3 separate regions of the Homo sapiens genome follow, and regions 1 and 2 are each linked to region 3. The links are chromatin loops, found by intact Hi-C in ENCODE. Cell type or tissue: heart right ventricle. All regions are shown on one strand. Each heading gives the region's core, and the rest is flanking DNA. Links, peaks and the distances in the headings are about the cores only. Region 1 overlaps PBX3 (PBX homeobox 3). Region 2 overlaps PBX3 (PBX homeobox 3). Region 3 overlaps PBX3 (PBX homeobox 3).

Region 1 (7,622 bases), core at 1,110-6,109, 130 kb after region 3:
ACTAAAACAAATGTCCTTCCCAACTCTATAGAGAAACAAGTCTTAAATCATCCTAATTCAACCCTACAATTTGGAAACACACAAATATTTCCTCACTAGAAAACAGAGTGCTTATTATCATAGTTTTAAAGTTAAAACTTTAAAAGTGAATATTCAACTTTAAGCATGTTACCAGGAGTTTTCACCACAGATTTTTCTATTTTTAAAATATTATCATTAATGATAGCAATGGAGCAGTAATACATATAAATTACTTTACAAATAATTTACATATAAATTACTTAGGATCCAGGTAGGTAGCTATGGCAGTTTTCTTATACTGTATGTATATAGTTACTGTAATTAAAATAAATTTATATGTAAAGAATTAGAAGAATATAGTATCAGATTTAATGTACTCAGCAGATATATATCTAATAATACATGGAGAAGGCATGCATTTATTTAAAAATGTTACTGAGCAGATTCTGTGTGCTAAAAAAAATAGATGACAGATAGTCCCTGCCCTCTAAGAACCTACAGTCCCTTTGAGAATGAAAACTAAAATAAAACTAGTCCTCCCATTCCTAAATGAATTTTTGTAAGATGCCACTATCAGTATTAACTTAGGCCAATTTTATCCAATGATGAACTTTAATGACTCAGAAAATATCAAATTTATAAATTATAATAAGAACAAGCCCTTTTAAGTAGAAAAATAAAATCTCCCATTATTCTCTCCATTCAATCATAATACTCCTTACTTCATCTTATACCCACACAAACTCTTCTTTTTTCCCATAGCTTGTTACCTCAATAATCAAGTCTAGATTTATGACTGCACACCCCGCATGAGTTACTTTGGAGCTTTAAAAATGAACAACAAAAAATAGTGATAATTGGGAATGGTAGTACAAGACCCAAGTTTTAAAGATGAAATATATTTTCAGTTGTCTACTTCTAAGAATGTGTCTGTAAAAGACTTGCAATATAAATAATACACTAAAAACAAATATTTTTAAGTAAAGAAGAAAAAAAACAGGTAGTATTTGTGCTCATATCCCTTCAACTAGTCTTCTGCCCTTTAAATGTGGGGTCTCAAGTGGCCAGTAACCCTATTATCAGATATCAGGAGGGTGTATTGTTTCAATTTTTATAAAAACTAATTTCTTGGTCGGGCGCTGTGCCTCACGCCTGTAATCCCAGCACTCTGGGAGGCCAAGGTGGGCAGATCACTTGAGCTCAGGAGTTTAAGACCAGCCTGGACAACATGGTGAACAACAGTCTGTACAAAAAAATACAAAAATTAGCAGGGCACAGTGGCGCGCGCCTGTAGTCTTGACTATTCGGGAGGCTGAGGTGCGAGGATCACTTGAGCCGGGAGGCAGAGGTTGCAGTGAGCCATGACTGTACCACTGCACTCCAGCCTGGGCAACAAAGTGAGACACCCTCTCAAAAAAAAAAAAAACCAATTTCTTTAAAATACAAATATAAGCAACTTTAAACGATGCCATTTACAAGAACCTGTTACCAGGGTCAGTATCTGTATATAATCTGCTTCTGGAGCCTCCATTAAATAAGGTAATTCAAAGTTTATAAAATTAAAAATAAGGCTTTTATTTTAATTTTATTGATTGGATTTCTTAGATGGCTAGACTCTGCAGCCTTCACAGTAGCCGTCAAGAACCCCATGTCTACAAAACTAGGCAGAGGTAACAGAATATCTAGACAAACCAGTGCAAAGAAGAGGAATAGTGATTTTTCTGCATTTCTCTTTGAACTATAATTATATCCCAATACATAGAGTTCTAAAAATAAAATATAAAAACAAGCTTAAATCTACTATAACTGTCCCTGAAAAGCAAACCTTTGCAATCAGCAAAGGCAACTCTAAGCAATGATCTAAAACTCTAATATCCTAAGGTTCCAAGAACCATTTCGGATCTTAAAATAACAGCTTTACCTTAGAAAATGTAGTGTATTGCTAACTAAAAATTGAAACTTTTTGCAAAACAATATTTTTCTTATAGCATGTAGTTCCCCCAAAAGGCGATAAACTCTTTATTCTTGCTTTGTGCCTTAAGACATAATCTGCTTTTATCCGTTAGCAAAATATGAACCAGCTACTAGGCTGACAATGCCAAGAACCATGACAAAATGGATTATTAATGAGAAACTGAACTCCAGAACTCTATTAATTTATGTCTTCCTGTCGGATCCAAAAGATATATCAGCCTTCTCACTCAAAAGAAAAAAATGCCAACACTGTACTTTGTTTTAAAGTTCTCCACAGATGAAGAATTCATTATCCAAAGTACAGTTCTGTTATTTCAGGCTTTCTTGTAGGATAAAGAATCTTTATCAAATGGCTAAGAAAGCTGCTGACAAGTGCAAGTACCTTGCAAAATATATTTACATCAAACATTCACTGAGAAAAACCAGGGGGAGGGGCAGGAAAAAGGTGAAAGCCCCTGCAACACTCTTATCCCCGCCCTGTCCTTGCAGTCTTTAGAAAACTAAGCTCTTTTGATTCCAGTTGTAAAATAGTAAGCAGCATTAATACAATTTCATGTTTGCAGGCTTTTAAAATTTCTAATTACACTAATTATTCTGACATGAAGGGAAATGATCTAACAAGTGAAGAAAAGAATGTGTGATTTCTTTATGCATAAACAACGTTTAAATGACATAAAATATCCTTTTAAGCTTCCACAAAAAAATCTATCTAATCTATGCTTATCATAATATTTATGAAATAAAAAAACCAGAGAGGAAAAATTGCTATAATGTACTCTGTGTGACCTCTGCTTTCCACAGAGAATGAAAACAGCCTTTTGCTTTTCAATCCCCATCAAAGTGGAGTAAAAGGAGGGACAGCGTTCCCGTGCTCACTGCCATTAATCATTGCTTTCTTCAAGCAAGTGCGTATTAATTTCTGTCATCCCAAACATCATCGAGTATTGTTACAGCACCGTTCGCTCCTCATTCACCACCAGTTGTTACCAGTTTCCCTACACTGAGCAGAGACAGGGTGAATCGTGTGGATTTCAGTGTTAGAGGCCTTTATCCCTGGGGTGCTGACACCAATTAAGCCATTTCAAGAAGAAATGAGAACAGGCCCAACCCTTCCATGTAACAAGAGCTTGCACCTAGCTTTGGCAGGTTGCCATTTTCTCTGGCTTCACACTATAGAAATACTCTTCTCCACATCCCTTTGAATGATTCAGGCTGTTTACATGTAATCGGTAACAATATCTTTTTGTTCATTTCTGCAGGTTCAAACTTAATGCCCAACACAACCTCACACAAAAAGATGGTAATCTAGAAAGATTAATGCTATTATTACAAAATCATTAAATTCAGGTTATGAAATAAAAACATATATGCCTTGTAATCCTGTGACAATTTTTTTCCCCCACAAAGGGCATTTCAAAGAAAAATTAGACTGCAAAAGCTATTGCTTTTCTCAAACTGGGCTAATTGAAGATAAAATATTTTATGCCATTGGCTCAATTTCAGCACTGTATTTGCTGAGAGACTGCATATACACAGGAATATAAACCAGATACTTCCAATATAAATGGCACAGTTTGTGTCCAGTTTAAAGAGGCTTATTACCAACATTGTATTGACATTTGCTTTCTTTCCAAGTCTTTGACTAGGCACTAAAGGCTATGCTTTGTAAAAGGTTACCTCTAAGTCCAAAAAAAAAATCTGCTCAAGTGAGTTTAATTAATATCATTTTTGCATCACTAAATATAGAGATCCATCAAACTCTTTCACAATATTGTTGATTTTTTTGACCGCTTTAGATCGAATCATTCTCCTTGTTTTAGACATTTACATCTGCTTTTAAGTTTTTATGGTTGCCTGTTGGCAGGCAGCAAAGTGGATCTGTCGATGCTACTGCAGAATAATGCAAGGTTTGTTATGAATTAAATATTAGAAACCTTAACACAGCGGCCAATAAGAATTATTTGCCTTATTAAAGCAGCAGAAGACGCTGATTAAATTTTCATTGCATTGCAGTCTTTTTCCCATTTCTGCTTTCAATTCATCATTCTAATGTATGAAAGGCTCACCGAATAATGGCAGGGGGACTTAATTTCTGGAATGCAAATATAGCAAAGAAAATACCATAAATACCCTCCCAGAAAACATTAAACAGTCAGTTCTAATTAAGTGAATACTAACTAAGTAAATATTCTCTTAAAGGGAAAAAAATAACTCAAAGGTAAAGAATTTGAGAAGGAAAGCACAATTACCTATATTACAAATATATACAGATACACATAGTGGGTGGACTATATTTTTTGGGGAACTACACTTCTTGCAATCAGTTAACTCTCTTAAAGGCCTTACAGCACTCTAAAGAAAGGGAATACAGTCATGATTGTACTCAGCTTTGCAGTTCCTGAAAATTTAGTAATTTTTACAAGAAAAAAAATGACAAGAAGGGTAATAAAACAATGTACGTAAAGTAGCACTCAGCCAGAATAGCAACTAACATTTCTGAATCTCTACATTGTTTTAAATTTACAACATTCACTATTGCAAATATATTTAGAATATAAACTGCCCCTGCAAAAATACTGTAATCATATGTCCTATACTGAAGGTTGTTCACATTTTTGCCTTAATATGAGGAAGAAAATGAACTTCAAGTATCCATTTCCCCTAGAGAAAATCTCTTCCTTGAAACTCTGCAACTAATGAAATGGGGATCTATAAATAGCAGCATCATTACCATGAGAGCCTCTACTCGGTACCAGTCTCTGCAGCTGACCCTCTTTATACTAATAACTACCAGACTTCAGTCTCATTCCTCTATAGGGTGATCAATACTGGGACAGTTAAAAATGTGATGGAAATTTAACCTACAGAAATGGTATTTACTTAGCAAGTTTCCTAAAAACACATAGTGCTGCCTGTTCTTAGTATCTTTCTATTCACACTTTATTAGAAAGGTAGGGGTTTTGTGTTATTGTTTTGACTTTTTAAAATTATTATTATTATTAACTGAGATGAGTGGGGCCCTGTAGCTTTTTCTCTAATGTTACGGAGACATGCATCATGACAAGACAAAAGCCATAATACACCTGAAATGCTCCCTGCTGAAGCTCTCTCGATGAACCTCATTAAAATGGTTACTCTATTCCAAATATTATCCACTGAAGCATTACTGTAGTAAACTCTTGCTTGAATTGTGGAATAGTGATGGATAAAAATCAGTGAGCATTTAATCAGTAAATGTAATGATATGGAACAATGTTTTACTCTTACTCAAAATACAATATTTTCAAATGCAATAGATCACTCTAAAAAGTTAACCAATATTAAATATCACCATTGGCTGTAAATTAGACCATAATAAAGAATGTAGCTAAAGGATCTAGCAAAAAAAAAAAGAAAAAAGAAACTATTTATTAGATGTCTATAGAATACACTGTTGCTATGTATAATTTATTGGCACTGAGATATTTATGTTGCACTTCATTAATGGTAAATATCCAGTTACATTTGCATCTCCTAAATATAAAAAGCTCAATTGTTCACTAATTTCATATCTCTTAAAATAAATATGATAAAACGTTCCAGTGGGTGGATGAGTTTAAAGCCTTTTATTCTCAGTGACAAAATTATTGATGACAACATATCATAAATGGCACTTCCTCCATATACACATGTCATAAGAAAATGTAAAATATTGGTACAGCTGCACATGTAGAACATTTACTTTTTAAATGAAAATATGACATTTCAACATTACACACAACGTGGCTTAATCAAGAAAATATATGTGAATTCAAAGGTGACATCAAATTTCACACATGCTTAACTTCATATTCAGTGTACTTGTAGGTACTTATATGCACAGAAAAATGTAATTAGCCTAATTTAAACACAAAAGGTATGGTTCATTTTGGCACAATCAGATGCACAATGTGCCATCATGCTGTGTTCACTAATGTTTATGTTTACCAAATTATTGTTACTATCCAAGTAAAACTATGAAATAGACCACAGAAATTTAAATACAATTTTGAAAAAATAATTTTTAAAACATACTGTAGATAGAATTCTAATAGTGGTATACAATATCATCACAATATGCCATGCTAATATTATTTTATAAATTCTACAAGCAAAATGAATTTGTCCACTGTATGAAACCCTTACATCAGATTCTTTTCTTCTCCTATGTCTCAAAAAAAAAACCTAAGACTAAAATACACAAACAGTATTTTCCTGCAATGAACCTATGAAGCACAAAAAGATGCACTGTTTAAAAGAGTTAAATCATTAAAAAGCAAATAATCACATATGAAGTCTTGAGAACTGAAATTTACAATTTAATTAAAATAGGGAATTTATGACTTTTTTTCTATTTTAAGAGAAAAATGTTGAGATGAACTTTAAAATAGAAAGTAAACTTTCAGCGTCCTGAAATTCGAGCACAAAATAATTTGTGTTGCCATCTCGTTTTAATGATCCCAACGCAGAACAAACCGCGTGAAATAAACTGCTCAGATAGGTTGGAATGGAAGAGTTGCAGAGTTAAATAAAGCAGATTTGTAAATGGCAGGATCCTCGCAGCAACTACCGAGTTCTTGCTCTGAGGCAACTGATGGAGCAGAGCTGCTCAGCGGCACTTGACAACAGCAGTGCTCCCACAATTGTAACCCTCAAATCCAATCAATCGTTGCTCTTTGCATTTCAAGCAGCTCCTGGCTGCCACTGCCTGAAGATAACTATTTTACCACCTCTGTCATGCCTAATTAACAAGTCAGATGTACAATTTAGAAATTTTGCAATTAACCTGCTAAAATATTGCTGGAGGATGCTAATTGTTATGCCAGTTGCCATAAAAGCTCATTTGCATAACTTATGTGTGAAAAACAATTATGAGCCGCGTTCACAGACGCGGTCCACAAACTGCTCCTAGCTACGGATGAGAGGGCCACAAAAACACTTAATTCATTGCCCACAAAATTATGTTCCCCCTTTTCTTAAACAGCATCTGTTTTGTGAAGCTATATTCATAGAAAATCCCCAAATCAACAATTAGAAGCATATGTAAATGTGCGATTACAGTTCTTTTTCTTTCATTGACAACTTCTCCTTTTTTGCTTGCATGAGGAGTAGGGGATGATATGATAAATGCCTCACTGTTCCAATTCCCTTGCACAACAAATAGGAAGTACATTTGGCAGTGCCAGTGAAACTGCCAGCCCACCAGCCAGGAGGAAGCCATTCTCCTCTGCTCTATCTAGTCACTGCAGCACTATCACTAGGGGCCACTTTAACAACAGAAAAGCTAAAGTCAATTGTTTCTTCAGTGAATAGGCTTCTGTTCTCCAGCATATATTTACTGAGGCATTTAGGGCAGATTTTTGCCATTAAACTGAAGTCTGTAAAACATGGTTGTCTACAAATATTTACACTAGTGCTGACCACAGCTCTGCTGCCACTCAGTGTCACTCTGGACCTGACCACATTTTTTTAAGCTCAGGTTTTGCCATCTTTGAATCAACCATTTCCACTACTTTCTCTGCCTAAGTTGAGTAGTTCTGCTGCCACCTCTGAAGCAAAGACAGCCTGGGGTGTCACTCACTATGGGATCAGGGACAAATTACTTAACC
Region 2 (7,190 bases), core at 1-5,000, 60 kb after region 3:
AAGTAATTATCTTAATTTTGTTAAGAATAAATTTTTTGTCATAAAAGATATATAAATATAAAATCTAAGAACTTAAGTGAAACCCTGTAATCTTACATTTGAGTTAGAATTATCAATGTGAGCTCACTTATCTCCTCTCTTTTCCTGAAAGCAAACAACCCAGTAGCAATAAGTACCCTTAAGGCTCAAATTTTGGCCTTTGTATATCACTCCTCAATAAAAAGAACCATGGCTCTTTGGAGAAATGGCAGATTCTACATCTGGTGGAGGAAATGTACAAGATGAGCCTGGCACGTTTTGGTGGGCCAGAAAGTAAGAAGCTAAAAAAGCTAAAAATGGAGTCTTATCAGAAGGACACAGGAGCCAACTTGAAGGGGTTCCCACTGGACAAATGTGGTACAATTTCAGCATCAAAAAGTATAATGTCTGAAACTGATTAAAACACACTACATATACAAAAAGCCAACACTTCATAATAACTACTAAAAAAAATCAAAAGTTATACACCACTGGAGGATACTAAGGCACTACCTCATTACTCTGGAAATTGATAATTAAAGGGAAAGAATTAAATATTTTATACTGCCTTTCCAGTATGAATTGTATTTCTGGGTAACCAAATAGCCCTAGTGAATGGATAAAGCTCTTTTAAAACACTCTGGCTAATCGAGATCGCACCACTCAGCCTGGGCAACAGAGCGAGACTCCATCTCAAAAAAAAAAAAACATTCTGGCTAATAAATACAGAAAGAATAACAAGTGGACCATTTTCAAGGCCTAAGAAATTCAGTAATCCAGGCACTGGGTCATCCATAGATGGTAAAACCATTAGGTGAAAGAAGGGGAACTTTACAATGAAGAAATCAGGCTGGCACTACCTAATCCACTGATCAATCAGTCTTAGCATTGCAAAAAGTAAGATGACTAAACGTTATGGCTGATGTGATGCATGATGAATCTAATCAAGCTTTTAGATCTAATTCTAGTCTAGAAGAAATTCAGCAAATAGAAGCGTAAATTAAATACTGCCACAAGGAAATATCAGCCAAATCTAGAATTGGGGCATTCTACAGGAAAAACATTCTGATTTTTTCAGCAAGTCAATGGTATATGAAAAAGGACAGGTGGGGGGCAGGAGGAAGGAATGTGAATCTGCACGGAGATACAAAACAAGTATAACATATTAGTGGTTAAAGCTGACTGGTGGTTATACAGGAGTTCATTGTACCCTCTACTTTTGTGAATTTGGGGGAAATTTTATAATAAAAAGTAAGACATACACACCAATGAACAACAACAACAAAAAAACCACAATGACTTAGAATCAAACAGCTAGAGTTTGAATCGCAGCTCTACACTTACTGTGAATGTGGACAAGTTACTTAGCTTCTTTAAACATGGTTCTCCTTCTATAAAATGGGAAAAATATTACCTCCATTTATTAAGTTTGAATGAGATAATAGACAAAATGTGTCTAGTACATAAAGAGCCCAGTAAATGTTAACCACTGTCATCATTAGTATTAATGTTATTATTATTATTACTATTATAGAGGATATGATAGCAAAGGCTTCTGTATAGTTCTTTATGTAAGTAGCCAATTTGGGGGGTTCAAAACTCTTATTTCATTTTCAAAAACACATATGATACACAAATATAAAACACCTATAAATAAGTACTTTTCTATTACTCAGCTTTTTGAAAATTAATAAACACAAACATTACTATCACCAATGTAACATTAAAGAAGTTTGTTTGTTTGAAATTTTATGCTATACTTCAGTTAAATTTAACTGACACAGTGCTATCAATATTGTATCTATAATTCTTCATAGTTCTATTGTTAAATTTACATTTTCCTTAACATGAACAATAAAATAGATTATATAACTAATAGCAAATCTAAGAAACATGCAAGGCAATATTTTTCAACTAAAAAATAAAAATATTCTTATTTCTAAACAAAATCAGTTGAATGCTCATATTACGTATGCTTTAGATAGCAAAAAATAACGCTTTTGTAAATAAAAAATTATACTGAACTCTACAGTGCTGAGACAACTGATAAATTTTTCCTTTCACTTTTAATCAAGCTTCCTGTTGTAAGAGCTCAGCAGACAGTGACGCGAGACACTGCCTCCCAACTTCAGTTCACCTTTGCAGTTCCACAAGGGACACCATGTCAAGATTGTTCAGCTTTTTTGATGAGTGCTGCGTGGGTAACTAATGTGTAAATGCAGATACGTATAGAAAGCAGTTTTGACAGTGATGTATTGCAACTGGTTCCAGATGTCGGTAAGGGATGCTTGGCCAGGCATCTAGAGCTCCACTGCCACGGAGCAGCACCAGGACCAAACCAGTCTTGAAAAGACCATGGCACTCTAACTCTTCAATTAGAATCTTCTTAAAACAATTATTTTGCTTCTCTTCTTTCAGAAAAACACTAAAATATTACTGCTTTGTTGCTCATTTTTTTTAATTTAAGGAAAGAGCTGACATAACAAGCCTAATAGTTTGGCTTTCAAAGGAAACTTCAAAGTGAATGGAGGAAATATTAAAAATGAAGCACATACTCATCTCCTATAATGAGTTTTTTAACTAAATTGCACCAAAACTTACGTATGTACAAAAGTTTAAAGCAACCCCTGACTAGCAAATTAAATGTTGAGATTACTCACCTAATATTAGAATTCTTAAGAATATCATCATAAATATGATACATATAATTATAAACCAAATCAGCAAGCTTATTTTCTCTTGCTGTCCAGAAACGTGACAAGTGTATATTAGCTAAAGAAAATGTACCTCGGTTGCATTTGACTTTAAAAATTAAATAATGAATCTTGTAATGATGTAGTTTGAGAATAAAATTCTAGAAATGGAAGACTGACAAGCAGCATGTGAATAAATGAATTTCTGGGCCACTAGCTAATGAAATACAGAGAGATGTATACAGAAATTCCAAAGTGAAAATATGTTATTACAATCATGCAACGAATCGTCTTTAACATTTAAAATTGATAAAGTTGCACTTTCTACATGAAAAATGTTGTAGCATGGCTCCAACACAAGCATTTGGTCTGATGGGAGTTTTTTCAAACAACCTGTCTGTCTCCCTCTTCTTTCAATACCAGACTCCCAGCTCCAATCAAAAAACCTCTCAGGGGATCACCTACAGCTACATTCTCGCCATGTGGTTTTGATATAAGGCATTTTCTCATTGATCAAGGGAGCTGCAGAAGCATGTGTTCTGTTTATCCTAGAACAAAGAAGGCGACTTACATTACTGATGTTCAGAATCAAATCAAAGGTTTTGAAATACTTTTAATAGGAATAAAGGCAAACAAATCTGTCAAACGACGTTTAGACTCAACGTTCCTTTTGATTTTCTAACAAATTGAATAAACTGAACATTCTAAACATATTACCAAACTTTTAATCTGTGAGAAGACCTTGTGGTCAATAACTTCCTATCATAAGTAAATTGTTTAACTATAGCTCAAAGTTACTATGTTTGGTCTGATATGACATGATATGCTAATTGAGGGTAGAAAGTAGTTTAAAAAACTGACCAATCTTATTTTTTCCAGATGGATCATCAAATGTTTTTCTAATCTTGCATTTTCTTAAATGACCAACTGGTAAAATTGTATTACCAGTTCTAATTGGCTTAGAATACAGAATGTTTCAAGATAGCAGAAGAGCTGTATTCATTCCCATCTCCCTTCTTATAGGGCTCTGTTTTGATAAATCATTATTGTGACTTGGTTTTTGTTCTATTCCTAATAAATTATGTTTAACAAATAAAAATATACTTTAATATAGCATTTCTATATAAACCATTTGTTGCTGTAAACTATGGAAAATTTGTCTAGGCAGTACATATATCTCAGTATCTCTGAGTATATATATCTCAGATCTGATAGGTCAAAAGCAAAATTATTACCCAATGAAAATGTGATGAAAATGTATTTAACTGAATGACTTCTGTGTTTATCTTGTTGGTTTACTAATAATTCAAAGTAAATCCTCTGGACAGCAAACTAGTACTCCTAAAAATACAAAATACACATCATTATATCCAGCAAAAGTCCAAACCTAAGGACTACTAATATCTGTATCCAGCAAATAAGGACACAGAAGACTAAGGTCCTAGATGAATTTAGTTTCTGATCCTTCCAAAATGCGTAGTTCCAGAACAAACCTCTGTATCAGTCTTATTACTGGTAGCAATATAAATTGGTACAACCACTTTGGAAAGCAATTTGGCAACATCAGATAAAGTTGGATATACACATACTCTATAAACCCAACAACTCTATTCCTAGTTATATACCTCAGAGGAATTCTTGCATATGGACAAAAATATGTGTACAAGCATGTTTATAATACCAAAATTTCAGATGAAATGTAAGCATCCATCAGTAGTGAAATGAATGTGAAGTTCATCTGCACGGTAGAATACTACAAAGCAGGTAAAACTAATAAAATCAATTCACGGATATCAAAATCAATGCAGTACATGTTGAAAACTGGTGAGCAAAAAATCAAGCTACAAAAAGATGTACAGTGTGTATATACGACACATAGGTATTACATATGTGTATATATACACATTATATTTGTCAATACTAAAAATACTAACATTATTTGTAAATACACGTATGTGTAGTAAAAGCATTTTTCACATGAGAAGAATATGTACCAACCATAAGATAAATAGGTACTAATTTGGGGTGGGGAAGTTAGTGAGCTGAACGGATGGGGAAACTTCAAACATATGTAAATGGATATTTTTTAAAAATAAATGTCTAAAGCAGAGATGGCAAAATGTTAACATTTATTAAACTTAACAGGAAGAAATAAAAGGCTATGTGTTTGAAATATTTCATAAGCAAAAATCAAAATGCAAAAAGTCCATATACCCTACATGGGTCTTTACTTCAGAATTACCACTAATAATTCATTCAAATACATTCATTGATATACTGCATAATTTTATTGGGTTAAAAGTTATGTCCCAATTTCACGTTCTCATTTATATGTGGGAGCCAAAAAAGTTGATCACACAGAGGTAGAGAATAGAGTGACAGACACCACAGACTGGGAGGGGTGTGGGTGGGAGGTGTGGATAAAGAGGGATTGGTTAATGGGTACAAACATACAGTTAGATTAAAAGTATAATTTCTAATGTTTGATAGCAGGGTAGAGTGACTACAGTTAGCAAGAATGTGTGGTATATTTCAAAGTAGCTAGAAGAAAGAACTTGAAATGTTACCAAACACAGAGAAATAATAAATACTTAAGGTGATGGATACCTTAAATACTCTGACTTGATCATTACACATTCTATGCATGCAACAAAATATCACATGTACACCATAAATATAGAAAATATTATGTGTCAATTAAAAAATATGTCCATAATTAAGGGTCAGAGCAATCCACTCTTCTGAATAAAGTCATCACACAATAAGTTGAACCATCTAAATACTTAGTACTGACATTACCTTTATTATATTTTTCAAATATTTAATATATCTTATGCATATATTTTCAAAGAAAAAAAGTGTGTGTCATCACCCAATAAGCTGAACTGTCTAAATACTTAGTAGTGACATTACCATATTATGTTTATGAAATATATCTTATGTATTCATTAGATATATTTTCAAAGGAAAAAATCCCATAATCACCAATGACCCTTCATTAATTTGTGAATATTCCAGACAAGCTAGAGTCGACAAGACTTATATTATCTGATTTTCAATTCTGTTTGAACTTCACATAAAAACATTTTGAAGAGAAAGGAAGGTTATTACTATATCATTTGTGACAAATAATCAAGATATGAGAATAGTAAATAAATTATTTGAATTTAAAGTTAGGAAGCACTTCTTTTTCAAAGAATCCTATATGTAAAATAATTGAGCCATGAAAAATGTTAAAACAGGTAAAAATCATGCCTCAAAAGAACCTGGTAAGATTGTGGTAAATAAAGGAATTTACTAGGCGAGAATCTCTATTCACTACAGGCAATTTTAGCTGTTTTCTCCTGGAATTAAATGTTCTATCCTAACTTCTGGAACTAGTTAAATATTAACGTTATTGCCTTTCTCAAAGATAATGGTAGAATTTAACTGGTTGAAAACTGCCACCCACAGCTAACATTTATAAAGTATCTCCCAATGCAAAATTAAACAGACTTCCTTCCAGGACATTCTAGGCAAGTTCCCAAATAAGATTCCTAAACTAAACAAAGCTACTACATTAAACTTGGCGATATCACAATCATGAATTGATCCTCTAAATGCCAAAATTGAGAGTAAAAAAGAAAAATGGACACTTGTTAGCAATACAGGATAGCAGAAGTACACAGTGATGCTTACTGATGAAATGAGGATACTTTCTAAATCAGTGGTTTTCAAACTGTGGCCCAGGTACCCGTGGGGTCACTGAGGTACCCTCAGGGCTCTGCAAGGTCAAAACTGTTTTCATAATTCATTAAGATGTCACATTTTCTGTTTTAACTCTAATTTGTTCATGAGTATACAATGAAGTTGACAACAGGCTACGTGAAGCATGGCATCACAACAGAATGCAGAAGGAAATATGAGAAAACAGCTGTTGAAGCCAGACATTAAAGAATTTGTTAAAAAAAAAAAAAAGTAAAACAATATCAATCATCTAATTTTTTATTTTGGAAATATAAGTTGTTTTTTATTTTAAAATGATACTTATGCTAACGTGTTATTGTTATTTTAAAATAAACTAATAAAATTTTTAAATTTCTAATACAGTAAATACTAATAAATATAACCCACATAAGCCAAAGCTTGCTAGGTTCTCAATAATTGTTTTTTTTTGCGGGGGACAGAGTCTCACTTTGTTGCCCAGTCTGGAGTGCAGTAGCACAATCTCAGCTCACTGCAACCTCCACCTCCCAGGTTCAAGCTATCCTCCCACCTCAGCCTCCTGAATAGCTAGGAAAATAGGTGCATGCCACCACGCCCAGCCAATTATTGTATTTCTTGTAGAGATAAGGTTTCGCCATGTTATCCAGGCTGGTCTCGAACTCCTGAGCTCAAGTGATCCACTGCCTCAGCCTCCCAAAGTGCTGAGATTTCAGGCGTGAGCCACTATGCCTGGCAATTCTCAATTATTTTTAATTTTAAATGTGGTATGGAAAG
Region 3 (7,622 bases), core at 899-5,898:
CCCTAAGAAGTCTGAAAGTTTATACCTTTGTCTCTAAGTGCAAAAGAGTCCACAGATTAAAGTCTCGATTTTAAAAGCAAGAAGTAAAATGCAACAGTTAAAATATTAACATATACTGTCACAACTTATTCTTATGTAGGACATCATTCCCTATGAAAGGGAAAGCATAAATGTTCTTTGCTTCTCACTATTGGTATAGACTGATATTAATTATTACTGCTTTTCCTCTCTAAAATAAGCTTGTTAACAAGAACTACAGGATTGCTTACAGCTGCTATCCATTGGGTAGGTTGCACCATTGTTTATGATGTTTACAGAAAAAAGGGAAATCAGTACAAAGAAATAGTATGGAGTAATTAATGTATTGTAGTGTAGTAATTTCCACTTTCTACCTCCATTTAAATAAAATAAAGCTCTGTAATGCTAGCGTAAATCAGGGGGAGCCACAGGGGAGCACAGCGAGGCAAAGACATTAAAGCCAAACCAAAGCCCTTCTTCACCCAAGCTACTATTATTATTACTTGTGCAAAGCAAATATTCAGCCTCCAAACCTAAATCATTTCAATTCCTATTTCCAAGTATAATTTAATCTCTTTCAGCGACACTTGATGCTTACTTCATCACAGCATAATGACAGATTAAAAAGTTGTTGAATTAAATATTAAAGAGGACTTCAGGCAGTTCTGCATTTTTAAGGAATAACACAGATTGGGGATGAAATGAGAAGCCCAAATGCATATTTTATACCAAAAGGAAAGAATACATATATTTTTCCTTCAGGCCACCTACTTTGTAATAAAACACAGGGCAGGTTTTATTTAGTGCATAAAAATGTGAAATAGTATCATAAGCTTCATATCACTATAATCTGGCACCATACAGTGATGTCAAAGCTAATGATACCATGTAAGAATATGATTTTTTTGGTGGGTATCTTATTTAAATATTTTTAAAATAAATATATTCATAATTTATCACTTCTGCTTTCTGATTTTAAAAATTAACTTATTTTGGAAATTTATCTCAGAGATAAAAATCTCACAGATGATAGCATCAAAAGCAAACCATTATGTAAATGATATTACGATACAAACTGTTCTGAATGGGTAGAAAAAAAGTTGAGCCATAGTTGTAAATACAGTTCCAATTAAAATGCTGATTGAGGCCAGGAGTGGTGGCTCATGCCTCTAATCCCAGCACTTTGGGAGGCCTTGGTGGGCAAATCACTTGAAGTCAGGAGTTGGAGATCAGCCTGACCAACATAGTGAAACCTCATCTCTACTAAAAAAAATACAAAAATTAGCCGGGCATGGTGGTAAGTGCCTGTAATCCCAGCTACTCGGGAGGCCGGGGCAGGAGAATTGCTTGAATCTGGGAGACAGAGGTTGCAGTGAGCCGAGATCACGCCAATGCATCCAGCCTTGGGGACAGAGTGAGACTCCGTCTCAAAAAAATTAATAAAATAAAATAAAATGCTGATTGAACAGGTAGGCCTAATTTCGGAAGCTCCCTTTACATACGGGTAAAATTAAAGATGAAATGCACATAATAGTAGTCCCTTAACTCTTAAATAGAATAGAAACAGAGTCAAAATACAAAATTCTGGGACTACATACTTAGGATATGTACAGATAATGATACATAGATACACATGGTTAAAATTCCAAGGGCTCATGGTTAAATGGCTAAATTTGGTATATGTTTTTAACTTTGTCATTTTTAAAGAATAGAGATGTTTTTCCTAAGGCTTAAAAGAAAACAAACTTTTGAATTTTTCTTTCATTGTGAGTTCAAGCAACGTAGTAGGAGAAAAAATTAACTCTATAAACATTTTATTCTATTTGTGTAACATCACATTGCAATCTTTTGTACATCCATACATTTTTACACAATGGCTGTAAGTACCTAAGTACTTTCCTCTCTGCTTTTTCATTTCATTTTCCTGTTACCAATACTGTCCATTTGACTGAACCTCACGGAACTGCCATTTTCTAAGTCACAAATGGTCAGATATCAACTTCTAATGATTTGGCATTCATTTTAGATAGTTGCATCTTTATATATTTCACTTGAGAAAATAAACGGTTATCTATAATAATAAATTGTAAGTACTTAAAAGTGACTTCTAAAATATGTATTATATGGGAAAGATCAATGTTTTCCTTATAGGCCAAGGAAGCAAATGTCATTTGTTTTTGAAAATAGTTCATTTTTGGAACCAGTGCATAGTACAAACGTCAGAAAAGAGTAAACATTTTTAAAGTAATACATGTTATCTATTTCATACATAGAAAGAAAGAAAAAGATAAAGGTACTAGACTGGTTTCTTCAGAAATTATGACTTTGGCTAGGACAGAGCTAAATGTTATCATGGTTGGCAACTACACATGGCCTTGAAAGGATGGCCTAGTTCCTTTTGGAAAAATTTTCAGTGTGATTGCTCCTGGCCAAATTTGACAGGATTTACTCATTAAATGCTGTGCACACAATCCTTTATTTTAAAGAAAAGCACAAAATATTACCATGGAACTGTTTTGTTAATCTAAAAAGGGGCAAGGCTTCTTTTTTTAATCTTTTCAAATCTCAGTGCTCTGTTGTTCTGCTGGCTCTGATATTTGGCTAGTCATTCCTTGCAAACATACAATTCTACTCCCACACAATTAGATGCATACACTACATTGTAGAAATACTGCACAATAATCTTTGCTGATATTCTTTAAAAGTATAAAAAGAATAGAGAAAGCACATTTATCCTCCCCACCATCCCCAATATTTCTTGACTAGAGCCAAGTCACTGGGGGTGGGATGGGGGAAGGCAGTGGTGACAACAGCAATCTTTCTATGGTGTCCGTATTTAAATCCTGGAAAGAGCAATAATTTTGGTTTTCTGGAATGTTTTCCAACCAGTAATAATGAGGTAATAATTTCCCATCACCTAGGACATAGTAGGTACTCAAAAAATGTTTGTACATTTAAATTCCCTGTGGAATTCCCTTTGGAATTCAGTCTCCCGTTGAAAAACACAACCATTAAGTTAGGATACTTCAGAGCCAATTACCGTGGGAAAACCTCCCAGATGATGTTTCATACTTATGGTGAAGGCTTAGTTATTTTTTTCTCAACCACCATTGTTTTGAAGCTGGTTGGGAATTTTTTCCTATCTGTTGAAAATGTTCACATGGTGGTTATGCAGTCCTCCTCTGAGAAACCGGAGTCGGCAGCAGCCCAGATGTTTGAAATCAAGAAAATGCATCCTCTACCATCGCCAGGCCTCAAATCAAGTTTCTGGTTTGGATTGGAAAAGCACTAACTTTGGGACCACGGAGAGGTTCTGACTTGCAGTGGGTGCTGACCCCAGGGCACAAGGTCGGCGGGCAACGCGCGTTCTCTCGGCCGCAGCCGGCTAAGGTCAGCTGCTACAGCGGGGCGCAGCCGGGGCCGCCGGCGCGGGGGACCGCTCAGGGCGCTCTGCCCCGCGGCTTTCGGGGCGCGCCGGGCAGCGCGAGCGCGGGCGGGCGTCGGGCGCGCCCATTGTTCTCGCAGCGCGGAGCCGCGGAGCGGCGGACGGCGATCCGGCTCCCCCTCCCGCGTTCGCGCCGGGAGGCCCCGCGGCCCGGCCCCGCTCCCCGCCGCGGCGCGCCCCCGCCCTGCTGGCTGACAGCGAATTCTCACCGCCCTGACTGCATAATTAATGTAAATGGAGCAGCCTCCGTGTCATGTGCGGGCTCTTTGGGTTTACTTTTGTGCGACACTTACACAGGAATATTAACTAGAGAAAGCAGCATCACAACAGGGGTGGAAAATCAGCCTGTCAGGGACTCATTGCAAATGCCACTGAGAGCGGAGCGGCTTCAAGATTGTTTCATCAAGGTGACTGAGAACAAAAACTACTGAGGAAAGAAAATTCGAGCTTAAACCGAGCTCCCATACATCCATTATTTATCGTTCTAGATCCTTTAGGAACGAGATTTCTAACACATCTTTATGCAGAACTCGGGACCGGAGGAAAGGGGCGAGGCCGCTGCGTGTGTGCACTGCCAAGCGAGCCGTGGCTCGGCCCGTGCGTGTGCAAGCGCCCCTGCTCCCCACGTGTGCAGACGCCCTTCAACAGCCCACAGCCAGAGAGGGAAAGGCCCGGACCAGGAGACAGCTCTCCACGGGTCAGTGAGTTATTCCAAGAAACCACGGGGATGTGGGCGAACCCACACTTAACTGAAATTAAGGCCTACGTTCCTGGGGATGCTAAGAGCCTTGCAATAAGGTGTCTGGTGTATAGGGCTGTTATCCACTTCCAAATTACGTTAAGGCCATTTTATTGTAATACGTGGTCACTGACTTTTCCCTTTCATAACCTGCTGTGGGTGAGAATACCTAAAAGTCAAAAGAGTAAATTCCCAAAGCATATTTTACACCCAAAAATGTACATTTTTGGAAAAACATTTTCACTTCATACTCATAATCATCCAGAATATTCCATATTGGATGTGTCCTCTTTTCCAAAGGAGCTGAAAAGGTGACTTCCCAAATCTGAATGCAGCCTGACCTAAATTAGCACCCAATCCTGCTTACACTTTCCAGTCCAGACTACTATATTGGCCTGCCATAAAAATTATTTTAAAAATTAAGAATTTATATCTCAAATATAAACAGTTACTAGAATTCATTTAGACTGAAACAGGGCATTATAAATTTATGAACAAATTAATTACCAGTTTCATTAATGCTGTTTTTATAATGAGTAAGTAATCAAGTCCAAAACTTTACTAAGTTTGTACCCAATCTAGGAGAGGAAATACATTAGAAAACAAACGGCCAAAAAAAAAAAAAGAAATATCAAATCGTATCCCTCCCAAAAAAATGCCATCAAGTGAGAGCATCTGTTTCTGGTAAAGCATGTATGCCGCCTCTCCTCTCCTACAGCAGAGTGACTTAATCCTGAATGTTCTCAAGGAATTCCTCCATACAAAGGGTCAATTGTATGCTACAGAATAACCTTACACGTATTTGTCTACTAAATGATTGAGAGCTAAATCCATCTGCATGTCTTTACTGGCTTAATTAAATATAGGTACAATAACTGAAAATAATTCAGTACACTACACGACAGAAGAGATCAAAATGGACATGCCGATCAAAAGGTTTACTTTAGACAGGAAGCAGCCCGTCAGACCATTATTACAAATTAAAGGTATTATATTCAAGTCATTTTTAATCTCTTAAAAATGAATAACCCACATTAAATCATTTTTCTCCACAGAGGTAACATTTCTTTTACGTCTAAATGCACATATTCCTCACCATGCTTCAGTTCTTTTACTAGTAGTAGAAGTCTATCTATTACACTTATCATGTAAGTCAACATTCACACCAAGTTTGGATTCCTCTCTCTTTACATGATATAACTGATTCATCACACATTTGCACTTAAGAAATGAGAATTCACAAGCTGATTATGCACAGTAATCTATCTCCTGAATCTCATTTTACTGCAGTAAAATTCTTATTGGCATTTTGTAGTTAATAACTTCTATATTAACAAATGCTGCTTTATGTCCAGACACTATGCTTGATAAACATGAGATAAATTTACCCTTACTTTCTAATAACAACTAAATTAGCTTTCTAATTCTGGAACTTTTTACTTTTAAGAACTTAAAATCTCATGTATATCAATTTTACTGTTTTTAAAAAGATACCAAATTTAGGATCAATACACAAAAAACAAAAATACACAGAAAAGTCCCTTGAGATACTGATGTGAAACCTGCAGCTCACTGATTCTGTTCTTGATAATATGTTGTTAAACTGGCAAACATGCTGACCTTGTGTGCAAAGGCAGAATTGTGCATACGCAACATAAAGTTAAAAAACAGCTTCAAAATGTCTGTTTAAAACTGTAGGCTACAAAACCTTAAAATACAGTCAGCATTCCATAGTTTATTTTAAATTGGCAACCACAATTTAACAAGCTATTCTAACAAATGATTAGCATAGCGTGTGCTTTTCTTTAGCCATCAATTATGACACAGGGTAATGCAGGGCACAACTTAAGTGTCAAATTACAATATGCTATACAAAACCACTTTGCAACACAGCTTTCTGTTTGCTTAGCAATTACTACAGAGCACACTGCTTTTCATGAAAGGAATTGGTCAGAACTGTTTATAAGAATTGCCACAAATGTTTATATATTTATATTATAAAGAATTAGTTGACAATTTCATAAAATTTCTCTTCAACAATTTAATAAAATGGCTGGGTTATTTATCTTGTGTTGGTTGAAAGCTGTGCATACAACCAAAATGGTCTGGGTTGTCTTCTTCTTAAAATGAGATTCTTCCATGATATGTGACAAAAGTAGAATAGTATTTTTCCAAGACCAAAGTATGAAAAGCCTTTTTACTAATTTGTCCACCAAAAAAATTAAAAACTTTTATTATATGAACTGCTGTATAGTGAAAATCTAAATTAGTGAAGTCTATAATCATTCTGAAGACAGAGTAATGTCTCTTTAAAATCTTCAATAAGGCAAACATGGATTTAAATGCAAAATAAAAAAATTTTTCAGAAATGTTGTTCAAGTTGTAATTTTCACACAGCAGTCACTATCTCAATACTTGATCTATCAGTGGTAAAAATGAATAAAGGTTATCTGTCTTAATTGTAGGACCATCCATTAATTCATAAAACTCTTATGTGAATAAATACTTAATGAGAAAAGGGAAAAAATACACAAAACAGTTTTTATGCTGGTTTTTTCCGTTCTGCTGCTGTCCTTTCTCCTGCATTTGCCTAAAGGCTCTCAGTAAATTACACTCCCAGTAAATGACTGTAATTTACCCGTTGAATTCCCTTGTTCAGGAAAAGCACAAAAACACATTCCAGCATTTCCACAGCTCAAATTTACCATTCGGGATGTCAAGAACAATCCATGGGCAGTAATTTGAAACTGTTTGAACCTTCAAATGAGGGAAATTAGAAATGTTTTGAGAACTAAGATTTTCAGTGAGGAGATAAAAACCTGATAAAAATCTCTTAACTGTTGTGTTCCTTTCTTCCCCCTCCCATATCAGAGGCAGAGGCCTATATAAACTATTCCACAGTGGGTTTTGAGACAGTGCTATAGAATATAGCATTAACAAAATAAGTCAAATTTACATTTTCTAGAATAGTTTTTAATGATAATATACACTACATTAATGTCACACTTAATATTAAAAACATAGATCCTGCTATACACTTTTTAATCACAACTGTTTCCCCATGCACTATCTACCCATCACTCAAAATAACTTCCTCCAGTACAACTTACATGAGCAAAGTTGCAAAGACTCAGGGCCCCAGGGATACCTAGCAGTCACTATTAACATTATTTTTATAAACAAGAACAAAGACTTTCTGTTTAGTTACATTTCAATACAGAGAAATCCCATGTACAAAGAAATGTAAACATTTACATGGGCCAAACCTAAATGGTATCATTTAATATTTTAATATTTAACACAGGCCAACATATAGAATAAACCAGCACAATCCCCAATGTAAACACTTATTGCTGTAAAACTAACACACACACACACACACACATCCCCTACAGTTAAGAACGTTCAATAACCAAAACA

The links. Peaks named below come from ENCODE experiments on the same cell type or tissue, not always from the same donor. Only the 100,000 strongest peaks of a DNase experiment are listed, where the experiment ranks them.
Region 1: a loop joins it to region 3, with 4 times the contacts of the local background. A loop is called at or near these places in 13 of 110 quality-filtered maps.
Region 2: it touches region 3 in a loop (2.3-fold over the local background); 11 of 110 quality-filtered maps call a loop at or near these places.

What each region holds. Positions count from the first base shown.
Region 1 is chr9:125,758,979-125,766,600 of GRCh38, reverse strand. The region is part of intron 2 of PBX3 (PBX homeobox 3); the gene reads right to left. Among named protein-coding and RNA genes, the nearest start is that of PBX3, 15 kb to the right of the region's middle. RefSeq lists enhancers at 3,438-6,005, 6,227-7,622. In heart right ventricle, for the core only: no CTCF peak of the experiment used is centred there; no DNase peak of the experiment used is centred there; H3K4me3 peaks cover 5 bases; H3K27ac peaks cover 509 bases.
Region 2 is chr9:125,824,964-125,832,153 of GRCh38, reverse strand. All of the region lies in intron 2 of PBX3 (PBX homeobox 3), which reads right to left. Among named protein-coding and RNA genes, the nearest start is that of PBX3, 81 kb to the right of the region's middle. In heart right ventricle, for the core only: no CTCF peak of the experiment used is centred there; a DNase peak (open chromatin) is centred at 2,167; H3K4me3 peaks cover 957 bases; H3K27ac peaks cover 798 bases.
Region 3 is chr9:125,885,764-125,893,385 of GRCh38, reverse strand. The region is part of intron 2 of PBX3 (PBX homeobox 3); the gene reads right to left. Among named protein-coding and RNA genes, the nearest start is that of PBX3, 140 kb to the right of the region's middle. RefSeq lists a silencer at 3,435-3,654. In heart right ventricle, for the core only: no CTCF peak of the experiment used is centred there; DNase peaks (open chromatin) are centred at 3,355, 3,745 and 4,115; H3K4me3 peaks cover 1,980 bases; H3K27ac peaks cover 3,864 bases.